Regions from separate parts of the Homo sapiens genome. Here region 2 is linked to region 1. The links are chromatin contacts, found by Hi-C or POLR2A ChIA-PET in ENCODE. All regions are on one chromosome and are shown on one strand. The core of a region is the stretch at or near the end of the contact, and the rest is flanking DNA. Distances in the headings are between cores, read along the strand shown. Region 1 has its middle 90 kb from the start of LINC01209. Region 2 has its middle 86 kb from the start of TBL1XR1-AS1.

Region 1 (4,191 bases), core at 443-2,942:
TATCTCCATCCTCTAAGAGAAAATATTTTGAGAACAAGACAAATCTAATACACATAAATGTTTTAAATGGCAAAGAAAACCAAATTACCCAACTGGAAAATAATGAAAACTTTGGAAAACATGATTTTGAAACAAGCTCTTACAAAGTTTAAGCTGAAATAAATAAGATCTGAATTAATTATGTCTCAGAGCATTTAGATAGTTTATGCCTTTAGTAAACTGTTTACAATGTTCTAAAAATACTGAGAACTGGTAAAAGACCACCAGAGTTTTGGAAAAAAAAATGCCAAGACATTTTTATAAGACACAGAACTTTCTAATATACTCAGCTTTGTTATCTTACTAGAAAGTCCTAGGCAGGGCATGAGAGGAATTATAGAAATTGTTTTAAAGCTTCTAGAATATAATGGCATTATGACTAATATGCTTCAGGCTTTTATGAAGGAAAAAAAAACTCATATTAGACGAACCTGGGAGATGTTTTTGATAGAATGCCAGAATTAATGAATGGAACACAGTAGGTGTTGATTTTATGTCATTATAAGTTAAGCCTGTTATTTTGCAGTCAAGGAATGAAAAATAAATATCAAACCAGCCTGACCTGCTCTCCTGATTTAATAGCTTAATTTCCAGAAATGCCAGTGAAAAATAGCACAAATGTTTGCCTAGGCCAATTCTTCTTTATTACAGTTCATCCATTTTCCCTTTTCCACAAGGAATGCAGCACCTAACAGAGCTTAATTAAGTTTATATTTTATGACAGAAACCACATTGCCTTACAAAAGAAAGCTTGTTAGAAGCAAGAGAGGAGGATGTGTCTCAGAACCCAGTCCATAAGAAAGCAACCAAAGATGGCTACAGTATTCTATGGATCCTTATGCCTGGTGGCCAATGCAACGATGAGGACTCTCACATGTTACAATAATGGACGTTTTACACTAAGTAAAGGTAGTAATGGAAATCACCTACATCTATGTCAAGAAAAGAAAAGTGTCTCTGGGAGATTCATCCTTAGCCCTAATGACACTTTCCTTTCATCACATAGGTTTGTGGTTTCTATATTCTTTCTTTTCTTAAAATTGAGAAAGGATGTCAGAAGGATTCTCCCTGGCCCCTTCTTGAACGTGTTAGAGGTTCCATGTCTAATGAAATTCCCTTAAGGTAAAAAGGTGCTTAAATGTGTAACAGTTTATTCTGTCAGTGGAGTTAATGTGTCAGAGCCTCAGGAATTAAGTTGCTGAAAAAACTTGCTTTCTAATGTTTTGTTTTGTTTTTTGTTTTTTGTTTTTTGAGGAGATTGGCTTGAACCCAGCAAAGTGACGGATTGCCTGTCAGAGCTAAGTGAAATGCAAATGTTTAAAATAGGATCTACATCAGGTATATAATTCAAATGAAAATAAAAGCAGGTAGCATTGTTGAGACTGCTCTGATAAAATAAAAATAGAAGTATGAATGTTTCTGTTAGGATAGAGGCAATTGCATGGAAAAATAAAAGCCAAATAATAGTTGCTCAAGCAAATCGAAAATTTATTATATGACACTCTCAAACAAAAGAAGTCCAGATGGAAACAGTACAGATTTTGTATCGACTCTTCCCAGTGACATCAGAGATGTAGGCTAAACTCTGTTCCAAAAACTTGGCAAATGGCTTCAGTTTTCAAGGTTACCTCACAGTCCAAGATGTTTGGCAGAGTTCCAACCATTACAAAAGCATTCCACACAGCAGGAAGAGTAATGGGAGAAAAGGCAAAAAGGCCCTTTTCCCAGCCAAGTTATTGAAGGGATTTGTTTCCCAACGAACTACAGCTCCTCCATATCATAATAAAAATAAGCTTACAGAACCTGTTTTCCATCAGTATCAGAATCAACTACTAATTTATCAACCCTGTCAGCCTGGCTTTTCAGAAGAAAAGGGATATAACTGGTGGCCATGCCACCTGACAACCAGGCAAGTGGCTGTTTGAAAAGCACCCTAGTGAGAACCAGAAGACTGGATTCTGATCTGCAACTAGGTCTCCGGCTCCCTGACTGATCTGGGACAAGTCACCCTCTGAACTTGAGTTTATTAATTTGCAAAATGACAGGTCTCAACTAAATGATCTTTAAGCTTCCCTCTGGTTTTTATTTTGTATGAATTATAAATCTTGGTCTCAAATTCCTCATCTGAAAAATCATAAAAATAAATAACTCTACTTTTAAAGATACTGGTCAGGCATGGTGGTTCATGCCTCTAATCCCAGCACTTTAGGAAGCCAAGGCAGAAGGATCACTTGAGGCCAGGAGTTCAAGACCAGCCTTGTCAACATAGCAAGACCCTGCCTCTACAAAATTTTAAAATTTAACCAGGTGTGGTGGTACACACCAGCAGTCCCAGCTACTCAGGAGGGTGAGGTAGGAGGATCACTTGAGCCCAGGAGTTCAAGGCAGCAGTGAGCCATGATTTCACCACTGCATTGTAGCCTGGGAGACAGACAGACCCTGTTTCTAAAAAAATAAATAAAATATACTATCTAATAATTGTTTGCGGATAAATTCCCTCAAAACAATTCTTGAGCAACGTGCTATGCACCAAGTACTATGCCAACTGTTGAAGACACAGACAAGAATAAGATACATTTCCCTTTTTTAGCTCTTTTAGGAATCGCCAAACTGCTTTCCACAATGGTTGAACAAATCTACACTCTCACCAACAGTGTGTAAGTGTTCTCTTTTCTCCACCACCTTGCCAGCATCTATTAGTTTTTTACTTTTCCATAGTAGCCATTCCCACTGGTGTGAGATGGTATCTCATTGTATTTTTGATTTGCATTTCTCTAATGATCATTGATATTGAGATTTTCTTCAAATGCTTTTTGACCACATGTATATTTCTTCTGAAAAATGTCTGTTCATGTCTTTTGCCCACTTTTTAATAGGTTTTTTTTGTTTTTTTCTTGTAAATTTGTTAAAGTTCTTTATAGATGCTGGATATTAAACATTTGTCTGATGCATAGTTTGCAAATATTTTCTCCCATTCTGTAGGTTGTCTGTTCACTCTGTTGATAGTTTCTTTTGCTGTGTAGAAGCTCTTAAGTTTAATTAGATCCCATTTGTCAATTTTTGCTTTTGTTGTGATTGCTTTAGACATCTTTGTTATGAAATCCTTTCCAGTTCCTGTATCCAGAATGGCACTGCCTAGGTTGTCTTCCAGGGTTTTTATAGTTTTAGGTTTTACATTTAAATCTTTTATCCATCTTGAGTTGATTTTTGTATATGGTATAAGAAAGAGGTTCATTCAACCCAGCAACCTCATTACTATGTATATACCCAAAGGAATATAAATCTTTCTACCATAAAGACACATGCACACGTATGTTCATTGCAACACTATTCACACACGCACACAAAAAGACAAGAAATCAATCTGAACGCCCATCGATGACAAATTGGATAAAGAAAATGTGGTACATATACATGATGAAATACTACATACCCATAAAAAAATGAGATTATGTCCTTTGCAGGAACATGGATGGAGCTGGAGGGCATCATCCTTAACAAACTAACACAGGAACAGAAAACCAAATACCACATGTTCTCGCTTATAAGTGGGAGCTGAATGATAAAGCATGGACACGCAGAAGGGAACGACAGACACTGGGGTCTTCTAGATGGTGGAGGGTGGGAGGAGGGAGAGAATCAGAAAAAATAACTATTGGGTACTAGGCTTAGTACCTAGGTGACAAGATAATCTGTACAGCAAACCCCTGTGACATGAGTTTACCTATAAAACAAATCTACACATGTACCTCTGAACCTAAAGTAAAAGTTTTAAAAAGATACATATGATGCCTTCAGGGAACTTACAATTCAGTAAATGAGACAGAAATATAGTCAAAATTCATAATACTGTGTGAAATATGCAACAAAAGGAAGGAAAGTTGGAGGACAAGGTCAGGCTAGGAGAGTTAAAGATAGCTTCCCAGAGGAGGTGATGTCTGAGTCGGGTTTCGAAAACAGAACAGGAGTTTGCTAGGCAGATAAAGGAGGAAGGGCATTCCTGGCAGACATAATATTGTGAAGACAGAGGAATGAAAACTCACAATGTTTTCAGAGAAGTATAAACTATTCAGCACTACTGAAGCTTAAAGTGTGTTGGAAGTAGTGGAGAGTGGAGAAGATGAGAACTAAGATGTTCGTGCCATTCTAAAG
Region 2 (4,191 bases), core at 1,004-3,503, 45 kb after region 1:
AAATATCTGCCCCAAACTCCTTTCTCTTCTTCTACCTTGTAAGCTGGGTGGAGCATCTGTGAGACAAAAGGACATCTTGATCTGTTCTGTAGGCAAACTTAAGACATTCATTCAATGGCTCCTTTGTCTTGGCTCACCTTGGTGTTACAAGGCCCTCAAAGAACCTGATGGCACCTGAACAGGAGGCATACCAAGAAGTGAAGACAGCAGACCTCGTTTAAAAGAAAGAGAAAGAGACGGCATTCACTCAAAGAGAAGGGTCTGCCTTCCCCATTGGTATATTCGAGGAAATGTGATCATGTTTCGTATTTACACATGGGCTGGTTGGGCACCTTCATCAATTTATCATCCTTTTTCTCCACCCATGAATGCACCCCTTGGTGGGATGGTGACTTAATGATAGCAGTTTGTATTTGTTGAGCTCAGCACTCTGCTACGTGTTCTACATGCACTGTTTTACGGTCAGGTAAGTGCCAACACAATCGTCAACTTACGGATAAGGAGCAGAATAATGGAAAGGTTCAGTAATCGATCCCAAATCCACAGCTGGGAGGTAGTAGAGCCAGGATGTGAACTGCCAGTCCTGTCTGACCCCCAAGCATGTGTCTGAACTCCTCAATTTCCCCCATCTAGCTATGTGTTTCCCAAAAAATCCCATTCCTCCTTGACATATGTCAGAGTTCTTCCTCCTTAGAGGTAAAATGGGGGAGAGATAAGGCATAAGGAAAAGAAAGACATTGACAACATGGAAAAAAAAAAAAAAAAAAGACCAGATCTTAAAAAGAAAAACTGGCCACGAGAAATTTTCATTGGTGAGAGAAGCCCAGAGATCTTTAAAATAAAGATGGCTACTCTTCCATTTTAAATTGTTTCCCATGCAGTGTTCTATTCTGAGATCTCCCTGCTGTATTAGTCAGCTAGAGCTGCCATAACAGATTACCACAGACTGAGTGGCTTAAACAACACAAATCTGGAGTCCAGAAGCCTAAGATCAAGGTGTTGGCAAGGTGGGTTTCTTCTGGGACCTCTCTCCTTGGCTTGGAGATGGCTTTTTCCTGGGTCTCCACATGTTCTTTTTCTCTGTGTGTCCATGTCCAAATCTCCCCTTCTTATAAGGACACATGTCATATTGAATTAGGGCCCATCTCAATTATTTCATTTAACTTTAATTACCTCTTTAAAGACCCTTATCTCTCAATGCGGTCTCATTCTGGGGTACTGAAGATTAAAACATAAACACATGAATTTGGGGTTAGGGGAATATGCAATTCAACTTCTAGCACCACCACCCACCCGCCCACACACATACACACACTTTATGCCAGACTTTCAGTAAAAATCTGCAAGATACACTGTCTTGGGTAAAAGAAATTGGTGGAAAATTAAAGACAAAGTTGTCTTCCATATATGGAATTAATGACAAAAATAGAAAAGGAAAAAAAATGGCCAGGAGGTGAGATGCAAACAGGGAATAAGAATTTAACAGAAGCAGGAAATCAAGGTTAGGAAAGCAAAGAAAAATGTGCCAGGAACAGTTTAACCCTACCCCCACCACAGAGATACTAGGATTCCCAACCAGATGTGGATTTGGCCTTGAGTGTATTTTGTTTTGTTTGTTGTGACTATTAAATGAATGATAAATCCTAAATCCTGGACATCTTTGGGTGACATGGTGATAACTGGTATGGCAATTTTTCAGTGAATTACCATTAAATCCCAGCCTATCTAATCACAGGTCATGCAACTCATTGCGGTAGAAATGTAGTCCAAATATTCATCTCTTGATTCCCAGCCCAGTTTACCATCCCTCATCATTAAAACAGAACTAGAGAGGATGACAAGGGCTAGAGGTGAAAACAACAGTGGGCCTCTCCTTGGATCCAAGGCAGCACAATGATTCAAAATCAAATGTGTGGCTGCCCAGGAGAGAAATTCAGGTGACTCACAGACGCTCTTTGACTCAGTCCTGTGTAATGGAATTTCAAAACAGGAATAACATTATTACACCTTCCAGCAATTCACAGCCAATATTTGCAATTAAAAATCACCGGGTTCTAGCCTTAAATAAGGCTGTTGAAGAACTTATGCTAATAAATGGCTCTCCTTCGCACTTACAAAATTATTCTAAGCCATTGGGAAAGGTCACTTCTGCTAACAGTGTACAAAAAAAAGATCTTCCCTTTGGTTCTAATTCTGGGTGAATGGCATGCCTGTGGGGCTGACTGACAGGACCCTGTGCCAGCATGGTGCCACATGCCAGCTGGTCAGTACAGCCAAGGAGCATACGTATGCTGGGCCCTGTATCAGCAGTCTCAGCTGGTCACTGACAAGGCAACCATGCTGAAGACATATTTTGCAATTTGGTCACACTAAAATTTGATTGCGTGTGTATGTGTGAGTCCATGTATGTTTAATGATATGAATCAATACAGTTTATTGGCAATTGTTTTTCAGACTGACAATAAGCAACACAAAAGCTCAAATAAATTGTTTCTCATCTCTTTGGAATCATGTGGAGCAAACAGGTGTAAAAAAGGAAAAGGAAAAACAGCCAAAAAAAGAGGACAGGTAAATGAGACATTTTACAGTACATTAAGGTGTGAGGCTGGCACTGCATTCTTACTAAAATACACACACACACAAATTGGGGCCTTATAGAGGAAAGAAAATAAATTTAATCTCCAGCTCGCCCAATGCAAATTCAAGGCATTCCATTCTTACTGTTCACTCCCAAAAGCTACAATCTGGCCAGTAGGACAAGAATTATGCAGGCATAAAAATATGGAGCAAAAATAAGGGAAGAAAATGGGTCCCTGAAAACCTTAAAGAAATGAAATATACTTTAAGAAATATTGGAGGGGTCTGGAAGCAGACACTGGAACAGCAACCAAATCAGTGTTCAGGTATCCAGGAAGCTGTTTGGGGTGGGAGGGAGTAAGGCTTACGAGGGCGGCCTGACCCCCAGGACGCCACGGGTCGAGTCGAGGAGTTAATGCAGGATGTTGCTGACCAGCAAGAACTTGCAGAGGAGATTTTAACAACGATTTCAAGACCTGCAGGGTCTGGAAGAGTTTGACAAGAATGAGCTCATAGCGGAATTAGAAGAACTCATCTCACTTCAAAGCCATAGGGCTGCATCACTGCTTCCTCTACAGAGTCTGCACAGGGGAGGGGAAAACTGGCCGGGGCAGGGGGCAGTAAGCAGAGCAGCAGATGCCTGCTGTTTATGATGTTGAATTATATAAAATAAACTGTATTTGCAAATCCAACATTTAGCTTCTGGGCTAGATATCATAACTTCACTGCTGAATCCTCAATGGAAAGAGCCACTTGTTTGCACTTGAAGGTGTCTGAAAATGTCATCTCTGTCCTTTTAAGACAGGCAACTTGTTCCACGTTTCTCTGTCAGACTTGTATGGTACTGGAAGAAAAGCCATTTTTTAAAAGTCATAGACCTTCCCTTGTCCTTAGCTGTAATAATACATCTGATTTTGGTTTCCTAAAGAGTTGTATTTCTCTTCAACCCTGTATGTACCTCTCTTGCCCACTCCTCATTCCCACTCCACTGGTCTTTCGGAGTTTGTGATTCTTATTTGAAATTGACAATATTCTCTTGAGAGCAAGTAAGATTGTTAGAATTAAATTGCAGCCATAGAGTTTTTAAATATAATTCTAAGGTCCTTGAGGCTGTTTGTAGTAACTGCTAGATAACTTGTTGGAAACATGTGCACACATTTGTATTCAAATGAAATTATAGTTTGCACTATCATCTATTAAATATCTTGATTAATTTTTTAAGAAAAGGAAAATATTGGAAAACCCCAAAAAGCAATTTTATTTTGTTTATTTATTTATTTATTTTGAGACGGAGTCTCGCTCTATTGCCCAGGCTGGAGTACAGTGGCTCAATCTCGGCTCACTGCAACCTCTGCCTCCCAGGTTCAGGTGATTCTCCTGCCTCAGCCTCCCGAGCAGCTGGGATTACAGACACATGCCACCATGCCTGGCTATTTTTTTTATTTTTGGTAAAGACAGGGTTTCACCATGTTGGCCAGGCTGGTCTTGAACTCCTTACCTCAAGTGATCTGCCTGCCTCAGCTTCCCAAAGTGCTGGGATTACAGGTATGAGCCACCATGCCTGGCCCAGATAGCAATTTTTAAAAACTTAGATGCATAATAGCAAAACGGAGA

The links. Hi-C counts contacts between places; a loop is a spot of excess contacts on that map. ChIA-PET counts read pairs that join two places held with the same protein, here RNA polymerase II (POLR2A). Pooled maps may share reads with other maps.
Region 2: a loop to region 1 is called in a pooled map, with 2.7 times the contacts of the local background. The contact joins two enhancer-like sites. A Hi-C loop is called at or near these places in 1 of 168 maps with a recorded cell type or tissue (breast epithelium) and 2 of 50 pooled maps. POLR2A ChIA-PET finds 5 or more read pairs at or near these places in 2 of 52 experiments (T-cell and WTC11).

What each region holds. Positions count from the first base shown.
Region 1 is chr3:176,904,927-176,909,117 of GRCh38, forward strand. No RefSeq gene overlaps it. Among named protein-coding and RNA genes, the nearest start is that of LINC01209, 90 kb to the left of the region's middle. Within about 2 kb of position 1,693, at least 5 of the 41 ENCODE cell types and tissues checked have a DNase peak (open chromatin) inside an H3K27ac peak, as active enhancers do.
Region 2 is chr3:176,949,063-176,953,253 of GRCh38, forward strand. No RefSeq gene overlaps it. Among named protein-coding and RNA genes, the nearest start is that of TBL1XR1-AS1, 86 kb to the right of the region's middle. Within about 2 kb of position 2,254, at least 6 of the 41 ENCODE cell types and tissues checked have a DNase peak (open chromatin) inside an H3K27ac peak, as active enhancers do.